Linked DNA regions of Homo sapiens: region 2 is linked to region 1. The links are chromatin loops, found by intact Hi-C in ENCODE. Cell type or tissue: heart left ventricle. All regions are shown on one strand.

Region 1 (2,500 bases):
ACCCGGGAGGCAGAGGTTGCAGCAAGCCGAGATCGTGCCAGTGCACTCCAGCCTAGGCGACAAGAATGAAACTCCATCTCAAAAAAAAAAAATCATTTATAAACTGGGTCCTTAGTAGGCTATTTAAGAAAAAGTCCACTCCTTCGAGTAACCAAAGGGAACATTCAGAACAGGTGAGGCAGAGATTTTGCACACTTCATCATGGGAAGCCAGCCCACCAAGCCTGACAGCCCATTAGAGACAATCAAAAAATGGATTATTAAGGAAATACAATTAGAGCTACTAAATCCTCTTAAATCTAAGCAAAGCCTAATCCAGCATGTAACCCCACAGGCAGGCAATGGGCTAGGCCAGTTTCTCATCTACCACATGAGCAGTCCACATTTAAACCAGTTGTTATATTTTCTTAAATTAATTGATCATTCTTAAAAATCTGTCAAAAATTTGTTCAGGAGGAGAAAGATTAGCCTGAGATTCAAGTCAGGAGAATTTTAATATTTATTAAGGAGCAGATTAATAGGATGAGGGAATTGCCACATGTTGAGGGAAGTGGTTCCAAGTGACAATTCTGCTAAAATAAGTTTCAAACACATTTCTAGGAAGCTTCAAAACAAACTCTGTAAATGCCCTACTGGGTCTGGGTCATATAAGACTATGTATTAGGAGAAAGGAAGTGACAAGGATCGTATAATTTTTAATGAACAGAATATTTACAAAGATGGATGAGCTTGAGAATATTCCAAAGGCAAGATGCTCAAGTGCACACAAGAGCTCCCAGAGTAGACTTTGTAATTGATGTCCAAAGAACAGTTTGAATGGAGACAGTACCCCTACTGTGCTGAGTCCCTCTTTTGAGTAGGAGCCAAGGGCTATTTATTTGGTGAGGATTCAAAAAAAGAGGCAACACTGGGGGCTCATTCTGCTCACCATGAGTCCTGCATATTCACCTTCCATGTTCTCCATCTGTTTTCATCTTTCTAACAGAAGCCTGTTGGGGATACTCAATTCTTGCCTAAGCCCCCACCTAAGCCAGGCCAATCTTCAAACAAAAAGCAGCTTTTTCACTGGAGATCTTTTTCAGAAAAGGAGCGGGTTGAAATGTCCTCACTTGAACTTAAAGGCTTAATGAGTCTTGGTGCCAAACAGCTGGAGACAGGCCAAGTCAGCGTGGCCAATTGTGATTTGGCAGAAGGACAAGGGAGAACCCTACATAGAAAGTCTATCAAATTCTTCCCAGTCTGCTAAGGCCAAAATCAGTAATGGAAAAAGGACCCAAGTTTGCTGAGATTGGAGCGAGCATCTGGGTTAGAGAGAGAGCTCTAGACAAAGAGTGCAAAGACACATTGTGCCCTACCACCTCGGGTCTCCATCTAATCATCTACAGAAGAGGGGTTGGAAGATCTAGGTTCACTGGGGTTGCTCTGAGGACTAAATAAGGGATTGGTTTGTGAATACTGAACAAAGCAATGGTGACCAGTAGGGACCAGTCTAAAGTCATCAATAACTGGGGTGACCATATATCCCAGTTAGCTGAGGTCAGTCCCAGCTTCCACTTGTTCCAGCATCTCATCTGGTTAATACCCCCTTTCGCTCTGAACAGTGTCTCAGTTTGAATGACAGGTTGTATTGTTGCTCTACTAATCAGCCATTGGGTCATACTAATCTCATCTCTTTACCAATGTTTCAGAAAATGATTGCATGTGTACTTTATATTACACAAGGTCTCTAACAATAGCTGTTGGAATGATACACAAACATGAGCTAGACCTAAAACAGTTAGGTGGAATCATGATCAGTTGACTGGCAGTTCCCAGAGATACATATTAATTGTTAAAAGTCTCCAGTCCTTCCTTCTGCAAGCAAGGCAGGCCTTTTCTGAGGTTTTGCTCAAACTGATATCTACTGGGGACATACAATACAAGTCACCTCCACCTTCTTAAAAGTCTTCTTAGCCCTCTTGGTTTCCATGACCTCACAGTCTCCTGGGTTTCCTCTCATCTCTCTGATAGCTCTTTTGTGAGCTTCTCTTTCTCCCACCCATGACCCAGGGGAGACACTTCCTCAAACTGAGACCTCCTTCTGCGGCTCTTTCCTAATGTGGCCTTTCCCTCAGAGAGGCTTCCATATCTCATAGCTTAACCCTGATGTCCGACAATGGCTCACAAATCCAACTTGAGCAAGTTGAATGCATCGTCTCACCTCTAAGAGCCAGGCCCTCATCCCCAACAGCCTACAGGACTCTGGTCCTGGGTGGCTTGTCCATATCCCGAACTCATCCTGCCCAAACTAAAACCATGACCTCTCCAACAAACAGAGGAGCCTTTCTGGCTTGTATCAGGACCCCACTCAACTGAAACACCAAAATTATTTTTTGTCTTTTCTTTCATTCATCACTATACTCTACCAGGTGCTGCTGATTTCTTCAAAATCCTCTTCATTTCCATTGCTCTTGGGAATCAAACCACCAAATCCTTATATGGCTTGCAAGGCCCTGCACAAT
Region 2 (2,500 bases), 54 kb after region 1:
TTAGTTGCTTAAGACAAGGCATATTACTTGGTGTACCCAGGGAATTTGCAATTGCTCTTTTGGGCATGAAAACATCACACACATGCACACGCACACACCCAAAACAATCAAACATAATAAGAAAAATGAGAAAATTTGCATCAAAGATGCAAATAAAACTATCCAGGGTGAGGCCAAAAACAAAAATTGACATAAACCTAAAATTTAAGCTGTGTGAGAAATATAAACCTAGCCATGTTTCTGGAAAATGGCCATTAAAGCTCATGCAGCTATGGAGTCGTAAGTTTTACAACCTCAGTAGGCCAAATCGTCTCACTGACAAACTCACTATTGCCATCAAAGATACTGATCCAGCTGTTTCACTGGTATTACAAGAACTCATGCAGGCAAAAACAAACAAACAAAACAAACAAACAAAAAAAAGTGTGTCTCACATCCAGGAGTTAAATAAAATTGGAAATAAAAGAATGTTGAAATGCAAATTCACTAACCAGGTAAGTAATTTTACTAGTCATTTTAAAGGAACAAGAGATTTCTTATGTGTTAGTATCAAGTCAGAAGGTACCACCATTGGATATCTTGTCTGAGGTCGAAGAGTCTTTCTTTAACAACAGGTTAATGTAACTACCATGATTAACAAGACTCTTGACATTACAGACTAACTACAGCAGTAACAATTTAGGATTTGAATAAGTCACCAAACTCAAAACATTAAATTAACTTGTGCGCTGAGTCGAAGCAACTAAATGCAGAGGTCCTCATCAGCATGTTTGCCATACAGCTGTTTTATTTGGGTTTTTTTGTTTTTTGTTTTTTTGTTTTTTGAGTCATTTTAGGCAGCGTATGAAATAACTCTAGCAGACAACTCAATAAATGATGCCAACCACCTGGAAATAGCTGAGCGTTTAAGCCACATTCTTAGAAGCTGATTAGAAAGAAACAATGAAAGAGCATCTGCAGCTGACCTTGCACCCAGCAGGATGAAAGCAGCGTCCTCTTCAAATACCCATTCTGACTTGTAAAAACCCAGCTGAGCAGTGTTTCTCCCCACTCCATACAATCCAGCCCCACCCTCTCTGCCCCTGGACTGTTTCCAAACTAATCACTCCTGGCTCACCCCTCTCCTTTTAGAGTTAAGGGGAACACACCCAGATGTGGTCAACCAGAATTTGCTCACAATATTGTTTGATACATTAAATAACAAATCATCCTTTTATCTAAAGCCATACTTTTAAACACTATAATTGATAGCAGCCTCCCTTTCTTCATTTCAGAATGATCTGCTATTGTTTTCCTTTTAATCTGGAAAAGTTGCATTCTAGAGAATCAACTACACATAAATATTTATAATACTCAAACCCATAGAGAAATACAGTACATTTTATGACTGTATCTATGGTATTCATGTCAATAACCCCAACTAATCAGTCAAAGAAGCATGTCTTCATGAAATTTGACCACACAAACACACACACACACACACACACACACACACACACACACATGTACGCATACAAGCACAGCTATAAAACTCTCAGGTATACATTTTCTGTGCCATCAAAGCATTTAATGCAGAATCAGAGAAGGTCAGGATTTCGATCTCTCATCTTCTCACCACTGAGCATTGGATTGCCCTTAAACCATACCTACCATGCATTGAAAACAGCCTAATAATCAGATCAGATTCACAAGTGCTTTCTAGAAAATAGCTTGCTGTGAATGTTGACGTGCCCTGCATAGCTTGCGTCTCTGCTTTATCTTTTAGCAATAGCTGTGAAATGTGCACTGCCACTAGATACACTACTTTGACACATACTCAGGGGACTGTTTGAATGCTACAGATTTCTCCCAGAGCTTGGGGAAACACACCAGGAGGGGTGCGGCATCCTCCAGCACAGAACGAACAGCTGGCCACACCTACTCTCAAATATGCAGTAGTTTAGCTCCCAGATGCACATTCTCTCTCTCTCCCTCTCTCTCTCTCTCTCTCTCTCCCCCTCATCATCCACCCATTTGAAAAACACTCCATTTTTATTAATTTCCATTAGCAAACATAAAATTTTTTTCAGAGTGCAAGTGGAAGTCTTTAAACAATTTCTTTACCAACTAATGAAACAGAAATCATTTTAGTTTAATAAAACAGTGATCAAAGAGAATCACTTGGCTGTTTAATTTACGCATTCCCTTATTTACCAGATTTTATCCCAGTCCTGGAAGAGATTTACATTGTAGCAGTGGATAAAAACATTACATGTGCATGTAACTGCTAATGATGGTGAGGGTCATGAAGGGAGCATGAAGGCACTTACGGGAGAGAATGTGGTGAGGGTGGGGGGCATTGAAAGAGAATAACAGGGCACAGGGAGATTGATTGACATGAAGTAGGAGGGGAGGACCAGATAGGCTTCTCCAAAGCAGTGATATTTAAACTTAGATAGGAAGGATGACTTGGTGTTGACCAGAGTAAGAGTGTTGGAGGAGGCGGGGCAAGGAGAGAAGG

Evidence for each region. Hi-C counts contacts between places; a loop is a spot of excess contacts. Peaks named below come from ENCODE experiments on the same cell type or tissue, not always from the same donor. Only the 100,000 strongest peaks of a DNase experiment are listed, where the experiment ranks them.
Region 2: a loop joins it to region 1, with 1.8 times the contacts of the local background. A loop is called at or near these places in 3 of 110 quality-filtered maps.

The regions. Positions count from the first base shown.
Region 1 is chr4:41,508,186-41,510,685 of GRCh38, reverse strand. It overlaps a transcript of LIMCH1 not described here. Among named protein-coding and RNA genes, the nearest start is that of LIMCH1, 29 kb to the left of the region's middle. In heart left ventricle, no CTCF peak of the experiment used is centred here; a DNase peak (open chromatin) is centred at 1,157.
Region 2 is chr4:41,453,945-41,456,444 of GRCh38, reverse strand. It overlaps a transcript of LIMCH1 not described here. Among named protein-coding and RNA genes, the nearest start is that of LIMCH1, 83 kb to the left of the region's middle. In heart left ventricle, no CTCF peak of the experiment used is centred here; no DNase peak of the experiment used is centred here.